Regions from separate parts of the Homo sapiens genome. Here region 2 is linked to region 1. A link is a loop called in an ENCODE intact Hi-C map of the cell type or tissue named here. Cell type or tissue: PC-3. All regions are shown on one strand. Each heading gives the region's core, and the rest is flanking DNA. Links, peaks and the distances in the headings are about the cores only. Region 1 has its middle 320 kb from the start of SATB1-AS1. Region 2 has its middle 190 kb from the start of SATB1-AS1.

What was found. A loop is a pair of places that touch in the nucleus more often than their neighbours do. Peaks named below come from ENCODE experiments on the same cell type or tissue, not always from the same donor. Only the 100,000 strongest peaks of a DNase experiment are listed, where the experiment ranks them.
Region 2: it touches region 1 in a loop (4-fold over the local background); 4 of 110 quality-filtered maps call a loop at or near these places.

Annotation. Positions count from the first base shown.
Region 1 is chr3:18,765,328-18,770,716 of GRCh38, forward strand. No RefSeq gene overlaps it. Among named protein-coding and RNA genes, the nearest start is that of SATB1-AS1, 320 kb to the left of the region's middle. In PC-3, for the core only: CTCF peaks have their summits at 2,849 and 3,052; no DNase peak of the experiment used is centred there; H3K27ac peaks cover 803 bases.
Region 2 is chr3:18,632,392-18,637,780 of GRCh38, forward strand. No RefSeq gene overlaps it. Among named protein-coding and RNA genes, the nearest start is that of SATB1-AS1, 190 kb to the left of the region's middle. In PC-3, for the core only: a CTCF peak has its summit at 877 (motif pointing right); no DNase peak of the experiment used is centred there; H3K27ac peaks cover 2,169 bases.

The DNA of each region.
Region 1 (5,389 bases), core at 211-5,210:
TCCATTGCTTTCCCAGCATCTTTAAATAAAACAGTCTGAGAGTGGGTTGGCCCCTCTCCTGATTTATGAGCAATTTGTTGCGCTACTGAAACAGCAGTCATGACAGAATCCTGCGTATGCTTTAAAGCATTGAAAGATACAGAAATAACTAGGGAGGACTTCTTCCACCAGGAAGAGACACTTGCAGTCTTTTTGCTGACCCCTGGGCTAGAGTTTATAGAGTTTAAAACTTACTCAGAAATAAGCCATGAGGGGGTGGGCTCCGTGGCTCATTCCTGTAATCCCAGTGTTTTGGGAGGCCAAGGCAGAAGGACTGCTTGAGGCCAGGAGTTTGAGATGAGCCTGGACAACATAGTGATTGCCTGTCTCTACCAAAAAAAAAAAAGTCCCAGAAATTTGCTTGTGTCACCAGTTTGAAAAGGGTGCAAGTCACCTTGTGGTCAATAACTTGACCTAAGTGCCAGTTTCCTCATTTGCAGAACTGAGATAATATCCACCGCCCTCCCACCACTACTTTTCAGGGCTGACATGAGCATTAAATGAGATGGAATACATAAAGGTGCTTGGTATACTCAACCAACAGCCATTTTATTACTCATGTGCTCTCTCAGTTGTTAGTGCTTCTTTTGTTTATGACTAGTACTGGGTGAATTGCAGGCACTGACAAACAATCACTGACTTATTTTCCTACCTCCCAATTTGTATTCCTGTTAGAAATCTGACAGACTGACACCAGAATGCCAAACCTGAACTGAAGTGCAGTGACATCTTCATATCCTTTAGCTGCACAAACAATCTAGGGCAGCAGTTGCAGTGCATTTCCCAATACTTATATTTCAAGTATTTTTTTGACATTTAACACCATTAGAACATATAGCAGAATCCAAGTACAGTTTCTTTGAGGTAAAAATGTGAGTGTTTTTTCATATCTCACTGTGTTGAATAACCTTTAGATGCAAAGTTAGCACAGCAAACATTGACACGATGCAGGCAGCTCAGTGCAGAGTGCCTAAAAATAAATATAAGAAGTTCATATGCTACCAAAAAAAAGAGTTAAGAATTTAAATGGAAAAACAGCTTTGAGTCTTATGATTCACGAGATCTCACTATTGTCTTTGATTCCATGGATGCAATTGATTGGATGACACTAAATATAGTTTTACCTATTAAATATACATAGTTTAGATAAACCTATCATTTTACTTTTTGGTCTATTGTCTTAAAAGTTTTCCGGCAGTTGTGAAGTGTGATTATTTCAACTGTGGTCTCAATTTGTGTGACTCTGCAAGACCATGTGATTTTGGAGTCAGAAGTTCTAGATTTGAGTCCTAAATTTATCGTTTTAGGTCAACTTGGATGACTTTTCAGCTCCTTGGTTTTCTTCTTCATATGACCATTAGGAAATCCTTTAAGGATATTTTAATTACACAATATTCTTGCAAGGTGACACTACTCTTTCTCTTCACCCTCACCTTCCAGTGGGTGTGGTTTTTGGATGAAGTACTAGAGACTGCATTCTCTCATCCTTGAAGATGAGGTATTTTCTCAGGATGCTTCCTGGTCCTTCAAGCACCGTTGTTTTCTGGCAAATATCTATTCTCTTTTTTAATGGCAATAACATTTCTAAGGTTTTTGGAAAACCTGCCTCCCTTCTTTTCAGCCCTGTAGTTTAATGAGGTTGACCTTAATTCTGGTTCAACTGGTAAATCCAGATTTGTTTAAGCAAATCAGTATATACTATGTTCCTGATCACAGTGATTGATTAAAAGACACTAAAACGTCCCAGTATCAGCTCTCATTTGGAGAGTTTGAGTCACATGTCCTTTCTTTGAGCCATCAGAGTACATGTGAGAACTTTGGCTTGAATGCTCAGATAAAGACTTCCTCTTTCCTGCTGAATAGAAAAGCAGATACAAAAATCCATGAGAGCTTCTGGAAGTCACTTTCAGAGTTACGTCTAAATGTAACTGGGCTTTTTGTGGCATTTTAGAACCAAAGGTTCAAGCTTTGCTTGAAGCCAATGTTACCTGACTAATGTAGTTTTATAAGTCAATAAATCCATTTTAGTGCTTAAGTCCTGTGAGTTGTACTTTTGTCACTTGCCAAAAGGTCCAAACTGAAATACATAGGCCCTCTAGATATACCTACACATATCTGAATCTGAAGGTGAACATGAAATAAACTCAAATAAAACCCTAGTTGCTTGTGAAAGCTTAGAATAATGTTAAAAACTGTACTGATACTGTTACGCCTCTATCCTTCCCTTACATCCAACTTCCTGGGTATTTTTTCTTCTTTCTTTTAAATTCTAATACTTTTGGTACTACCCATAAAGAGTGCTATTCAATCCCACTGGCTAACCAATTTTTGATAATAACAAGAATATTCCTTATATAGCACCTACTTTGCTAGATACTATACTGATTGATTTATATCGGTGCTTAATCTATAAGAAGTTTGTTAAGTAAGATTTATTATTCCCATTTTAAGATGAGAAACCTGATGCTTCGGAGGGCTAAGTGACTTGCACAAGGTTACATACTAGTAAGTGGTGCAAATAGGATTCAAGTCCAGGCATCCTGACAGAGTTTGTGCTCTGTCACTATGTTGAGCTGACAATTAGTTTATGGGTGTGTCCTCAGGACATGAAGTAAGTTGACATAGTCCTCCACCCTTCCATGTTTATTCAATTCAACAAATATTTATTGAATGTTTAGTAGGTGCCAAATACTTTGCTGGGTGATGAGTAGATAAACTGTAAGCAAGCCAAGCACAGACTCTGCTCTCCTGGAGCTTACAGTCTAGTGGGGTTCGCATGCCAGATAGACTGTATGTGGTAAGAAACACCGTAGGGGACGCTGCTAAGCAAGCACATGGCAGTGTCACCCAACCCATCTAATGGTATCAGGGGAAGCTTCCAGGGTCATGTGCAGCCTGCACCGTGACTCAATAGGAATTGGCCAGGTGACAGGTGCTTAAGCTGGGAGAGTGAGAAGTACTTCAGGGAGAGAAAATAATGTGAATAAAAGTCTGAAAAGAGCATGGTGGGCTCAGAGAGCCAAAAGAGTTTTGAATCTTATAATAGAAATTGGCCATAAAGAGAGGCTAGTAGGTAATCAGAAGCTAAACTACAGAATTCAATCTTCATCTTAAGAATGATAATGGGGCCGGGAGCAGTGGCTCACACCTGTGATCCCAACACTTTGGGAGGCCAAGGCAGATGGATCACCTGAGGTCAGGGGTTTGAGACCAGCCTGGCCCACATGACAAAACCCCGTCTCCACTAAAAATACAAAAGTTAGGTGGGTATGGTGGCACACACCTATAGTTTCAGCTGCTCAGGAGGCTGAGGCAGGAGAATTGCCTGAATCTGGTAGGCAGAGGTTGCAGTGAGCTGGGATTGTACCACTGCACTTCAGCCTGGGTGACAGAGGGAGACTCTGTCTCAATTAAAAAAAAAAAAAAAAAAGGAAAGAAAAGAATGATAATAGGAATTAAGCATTCATGTCTTGATCAGAAATATTGTATAGGAAAATCACTTTGGTCATTTGGGAAACAGATTAGAGAACATGGGGACTGGGAGACTATATGGGAGGCTATGCAATAACACAGATGAAAGGCGCAATGGTCTCAACTGGGGGTGGGAATGTGGGGAGAAAGAGAGAGAGGGAGAGAGGTGAGGAGGATGAATATGAGACCACTTTAGAAAATATAATTTGTCTGACTTGGTGACGTTTGAGGAAGAAGCAACATTAAGAATGATTCTGGGTTATATCTGGGATAACTGGGCAGTTAGTAACCAATTTCACTGAAGCGAGGAATTCAAGAAAAGCAGGGTTCAAAGTGAAGGGGAATTAAATCACCGCCCTTACCAAGTCAGTGGTTTCTGAACTTTTGTTTTAAGGAGACTTCCAAATTTAATTTTTGATTCTGCTCTCTTTCCCTATGCTGCACACAGTATTGCTACACTTGGTTAAAAATATTGTCTGACTTTCTCAGAAAACAAAAATTTGGAAAGCTGCTACATCCAACACACACGAAAGCCACTGCAGTGAGTAGAGTATAGGGAGGTACTCTAGACCAGAAGCCTGACACCCCCAATTATATTATACAAATTTTCTATGGGACAGATTTAAAACAACAGTAGCAAAACAAACAACTTGCTGGTGCTTGAAGGTTTAAGTGAATATTGGAAGTAAACAATAGATTTCATAGAGGAGTTCCAGTAGTGATGCGATAGGAAAAAAAGGTATAAGTCAACTGACTCTATGCCAGTCATTTTCTTGGACTTTTAAGCAAATTATTAACACACTTTAATAAGGGGCTTACAGAGGAGAAATCCTTTGATGAACCCAAATAATGGGAGAAAAACATGGACTTTTTGAAATCAATTTCAGAGACATCCTGCAAAATTAAGCTCCCCAAAGCACAATACACTCAATGCTCCCAACCCCACCACTGATTTGCCACCTTTATATCCTCCTTAATAGTCTCAGTTCTTAGATTAGGAAAACATAAGCATCTGGTTATAGCAAATACAGCCAGTGGTCTCCAAAACACAGCCTTTGGTAAAACAAACAACCAAACAAACAACAAATAAGAGGCATAGGGTACTAAATCTATGACAAAGTTACTGATCAGTGATGTTTCCTAAACTCTGGGATTGCTGACAAATATTTACTTTCTAGATTCCCCTGATCTGTTTTTAACTCTTTCTCTACAGTTTTTCATTATATATCCACAGACTATGATAGGAATGGGAAATTAGGGTGGCCCACTGTCTCAGTCAGTTCAGGCTGCTATAACAAAATACCTTACACTGGGTAGTTTATAAACTGCATAAATTTATTGCTCAAAGTTCTGAAGGCTAGGAATCCAAGAAATAGGCCTCAGAAAATTGTGTCTGGTGAGAGTTTGCTGTCTGCTTCAGAGATGATGCCTTTAAGCTGTGTCCTCACATGGCTGAGGGTGGCGGGCGGGGGGGTGGAACTCTCTCAGGCCTCTTTTTTAAGGGCACTGATCCTATTCATGAAAGTGGAGCCCCATAACCTAATCACCTCCTAAAGGCCCCTCCTCTTGATACCATCACCTTGGTGGTTAGGTTTCAACATATAAATTTTGGAGGGATAAAAACATTCAGGGCATAGCACCCAGTTTTCAATGAGCCCGGTCAAAACCCCAGAATCCTCAGAGCAATGTTCCAGGTGGGCACTGACGATTGGTAGAAATTGGCCAATGCAGTGTATTCAGTCATTAGTGCCAAGTGCTTCCATATATATATATACACATATCTTTTGTAAAGTAATTTTGCATTTCCTCCCACCTCCCCTTTTCTTGACTTTAGATTGACCGTGTAACTTTTTTGGCCAGTAAAACATTATTAACCCGA
Region 2 (5,389 bases), core at 66-5,065, 130 kb before region 1:
AACCATGTCCTTTGCATTATCCCAAGTGAATTAATGCAGGATCAGGAAAGAAAATACTGCATGTTCTCACTTATAAGTGGGAGCCAAACACTGCACATGCATGGAGATAATAACAATAGACACAAGGAACTAATAGAGTGGGGAATGAGGGAAGGGGTCAAGGGCTGAAAAAATTTCCTATTGGGTACTATGCTCACTACCTGGATAACAGGAACCAGTTGTACCCCCAACCTCAGCATCATACAATATAACCATGTAACAAACTTGCATATGTACCACCTGAATCTAAAATAAAAGTTGAAATTATAAAATAAGATAAAAGTGTAAAAAATAACTTGTGTTTAGGAACTCACATCTTCACATATAATTGTTTCTCCCACCCTTAGATCTGAACTTTCCTTCTTAACTTTCCTCATAGGAGAAGTGTTACCATCAGATGAGTAGGCAGGGTCAATTTTAGTCTTTATTAATGTGTAATGGATATAAATATGTGACAGAATTTACACTTTTGTGACTTCCCCATACTTATAAGGGGCTTTCTTGCCTTAGCACAGGGATGTGAATTCAAATGTCTACAGAAGCCAAGCTATTATTAATGTAAATGATTGAAATGTGCTCAATGTCAAGACAACAGGGAATGATTGGCATTTAGGTAAACTGGAGATCCCACACCCAGCATATGGACACGCAAATTTAAATATTTTTATACTTCTGTGCGAGCCAAACAAAACAAGTCTTGGGCTGGGTTTGGCTCATGGGTACACAGTATTTAATCTTTGCCTTTGTAATGGTAAAAATCATGAACTGGAGCCAACACTGGTTTGATTTGATATCTAGTTTTTCCGCTTTACAGCAGGTGGCCCTAGCAAGTTACTTAACTACGCTGCAAAATCCAAGAGGTCGCTATGATTCCCAGAGGAGGAGGCTCTGGGTGAGATCGGGAGCAAGTGCAGGCATACCTGAGATGAAATGTTAATCCTCAGATAAATCACCGGGCAAGGGAGTCAGGGACCATTTTACTTGCGTCTTTTCCTTCCGCATATAGGACTGGAGAAAGAATTCTCCGTCTTATTATTGGAGACCTCCTAATACAATAACTGATTCTCAATCTTGACTGCCCATTGGAATCACCTGTGGAGCTTAAAACTCTTGATTCCTGAATTCTAAGCCCAGATACTTTGATGTAATTGATCAGGAGTTTGGTCATCATCAGGTGATTCTAATGTGCAGCCAGGGTTAAGAAACATATAAATTATGAATTATATGTTTATATTGTATGAATTATATGCTAAAAGATGCAATGAGGAAAAAAATTGTATGATTTTCTGTGACATTATGTGAATTGCTTTTATGTACCATTGTAGCTTGCGATTTTCTTTGACAAATGAATGCACAAAAGCTATTTCCACTGAACTTCAAATATTTTTAAAAACAGCCGTAAAATATCCAAACTGCTTTCTGTTAAAAAAGGGAATTCTGCCTTCATGGGACATGTAGAATTACGTGTGATTGTTACTTTAAGACATGAATATTCCATCAATTATCTCTTGCTCCCTGAATTCTGCTTTGCCCTCTATACGAACTCCCACCAAGAAAAAGCTTAAATGTTTCACCTAATTCTCCATGCGGCTGCTTACCTATTTAGGTTAGGGTACAAGAGTTGATGAGAAATTCTTTGGGAAGCCAAGCACAAGTTTTTGCTTTCAACTATTTATAGCAATCAGCTGGCTTTTCCAGTCCCTCATTAGATCAATCATGGCCATTGTCTTACAGTTGAGTGGGAAATCGTTACAGGTGGAAGAAGGCACGATGCCGCTAATTCAGCAGAGGCCCCCGCCTAACAGGAAAGCTGCAAGGAATTACAATCAAATAGGAGACTTGTCAGGGGAATGGGGTTGCTTCCAAGACAGAATTTCTGAAGACTCTCTGGATTCTGGGTTGAGCATAAAATAAAACGTAGAGAGAAATTGCAACAAACCTACATACACATAAGAGAAGACCACCCTTTTTTTCAGGCACAAAGTCTGGTGTTGGACTTCCAGCATTAGCTGAAATGCTGCTTGGTACTGACACGCTCATATTTGGCGGGGGCTTATCTTTTTTACGGGCCATTTATTTGGGAATGGGTTTTACAGGTGGCTCTGCTGTGGGGTCCAAATCCTGGGCTTACGTAGCATAGCATGCTGCACATCTTTGCAGCTGAATCAAGTGCCACGTGTTATGGGCTGTTGCTGGCCAACAATTTGGGAAGTTCTTTTACCCTCTCTTTGCTTTTTCCCTGGGCTGTTGAGCAATGATAGTCAAAGGCCAGCTGAACCCATCATGAGTGGGAGGCAAAAGAGAAATTGCTGGTGTCCAGATTTTTTCTTGGGCCTATATATGGGCTCTCGGGTGACCCTGGGAGCAGGTGGGACTAATTTGGCACCCTTCCCAATAAAACCTGCCTCAAAAAATCAGTTTATTTGAAGGAGTTAACGAAAGTACTAGATATTTTTTACCCACTGACAGAGGGAAAACTAGTGCACACGTCTGAATAAATAACTGAAAATGGCTTCTCACTGTTCAGGAAGTACAATCAATTTGAAATTAGGATTATGGAAACATCTGCGAAAATTCAAGTGTCATCTCAATTTGGGCTCATTCAGATCCTGTATTTTTCAACTTCCCAAGCAGTGCATTTAAAATCTAATCCTAATTAACACACATAGTTTAATTATAGCCAACAAAATATTCTACAAAAATTGTGTGTGCTGGTTGGGGGGATGGGTGGGGAGGGAGGAGGCGAGGGGGAAGCCAGACAAATGTTCCCTGATTGTAAAAATTCTTGTTTGGTTAATAATATAAATCCCCAAGATTTTAAACACACACTGAAGTTTGCTTAACATGAATCAAAGTAACATAAAAAAGCATGGAGCCTGAATTCTGTTCTAGTTCTACTTTTTGCCTTCTTCCTATTTCTTGTTAACCTGGAAAGAACAAAGAACTTGTTCATTTGGCTCTGTTACTTTTGTGAAGACCTTTGTCGCTTTGTTTATCTTCTTTCTCTGATCAGAAGATAAACCTTTATGGTTGTGTGTGAGTACAAATAAAGGAATAAATCTACTTGCATAAAGCAAACTTTATGGTCTGTTGTTTTAGTGATGAGAAATACCTCCAAGGATTTGAAGGTTTAACTGAGAGGCACGCCAATACGTTTTGATGCTTTATTGGAACCTCATCCTAATCAACCAAAACACAGCAATCAACCATCTTGCAGAATTATCAAAGCTTTTCCCCTCCCAAACCTGGCATAAGTGGAATGTGCAAAGGGAAAATAAATTTTAAGAAAACAAAACAAAAATCAAGTAAACAAGAGGGAAAAAGTCCCCATTTGGAACCTCAAAAATCATTTTAACTAAAATTAACTCTGAGAGAAAGCTTAAAAATTCAAGTAGACTTAGTCTTGGTCATTTTGTATGATTATTTTGGTCAATAATAAGTCTAAGAGAAAAAGTAAAATTTTCTTATTTTCTTACTCATTTTGCTCCTCCATCACGTAGGTTAAAATACAGGGGACTGACTTCTGTTCTAGATTCTGTTAGCAGAATTGTATTGTACTGTTATTGTTGGAAAATGAAAAACAATAAAAGAAAAAAGTAAAATTCTGAAAATTTTACTGTGGTGTTTGCTGTTAATTAAATTTGACCCTCTGTTAGTATTAAACTAGTCTATATTTCTGAGGATAAGGAGGTGATATTTCTTCTTAGATTAACATTACTGCGATTTCCCGCATGTAAGCCCAGTCTTGAAGACAAAATTCATTTGCTTCAGTACTTAATGATCTATACATTTTCTTTGTCTATAAATCAATTCCATTCCTTTATTCATCACGATTTCCAAAAATTTATAACAATGGAGGCAGTTCGTAGTTGGCTAATAGTAATGAATTAGTTACAGAGAATGTGCTATGATATTTTATAGAAAAGAACCCTAAATTTCTCTGCAGAATCCAGTGGCTCAGACAGGCCTTAATCATAGGAATGTCAGATATTTCCATACTTACAGAATAAAATTTATAGACTAGAATAAATCTTGAAAAGTTGTAAATAGTTGTATAGACTAGAATAAATCTTGAAAAGGTGTAAATTTTGATTAAATTTTACCTATTGACCTATTGTGTAGTTAATATTTGTAATTTTTTGCCAATTCTTTTTCTCATTTTCTTTTTCTTTCTCTCTCATTGTCTCATCTCTTTTTTCTAGTGTCTTGCTCTCCAAACTCCATGAACAAGGGACTACTAATTTCTAGCTCTATCATAGAGCCTAGCAAAGGGTCTCCCACATAATAAGCAAAATATACAAATTGAATGAATGAATGAATTTTACGATTTATTAATTTCCATGATGAAATTAGAGATATGATTTCTGTCTGGAGGCTATAGAATCAATCATAATAATTTAATGACAGAAAAGATAGAAAACTATTACAAGTCATTTAACAAAATAACATTTTATAATAGTAGATTATAATATGTTTTTATAATTATATAATGTGATTATATAATAACAGTAGCATAATGGTCAAAGCAAGTCGCAAGGTAAGAATGAAAAAACTGTAAGGGATTTAGAGCTCAGAAATTGGAATCAGGACACCTGGATCCAAATTCTACGGCTTCCTCTTCACAGCTGTGTGGCCGATCTATCTGCTTAACCTCTGTAAGTCTTGATGTCTTCATCTATAACATGGATTTTGGAATTTAGTAAGAATTCAGTAAATAGTGCTTTTCAAGTTCTCAACAAAGTACCTGGAAATTAGTTAAGGATAATAAATTGAAGTGATTATTACTAGCTAGGAATGTTTTTATTTTTGGCACAATAACTTAAAGATCTGAAGAAGAAAATACCCACAAAAACTGAACTGTACAGAACACTATGGATTAAAATGCCCCAGACTCTTTCAAACTCCTTCCAGATATTCTGTGGCAGAAAGCTCTATGATCTCTCTGGATTCTGGGCCCCGTCTTCTGGTATAATGTGGAAGTTCTTGGCTTGTGGAAAGAAACAGGTTGTTCTGGGCTGAGGAGTAGAAGTACAGAGGGGCAGAAATGCAACCACAAATTAAGGAAAACAGAAAAGTGGAGTCTCACATTTCCAATCTTCCATAGTTCATATACATCCAAACACTTTCCCAAAGTTTCTGACTCCCAATGTGATGAGAACAGAAAGCACACTGTAACCAAGAAGGTAAAGTTTATCAGGCATTCTGTTATTGTGCTGACCAGAAATTAGTGCTCACATCCTAAAAATTATTGTGGAAATAATATTAAGAATATATTTATAAAACAAAAACTAATAAGAATAATTATCCATTTTGCATTAAAATTGAGTCATGACACTAAAGCTATATTTTT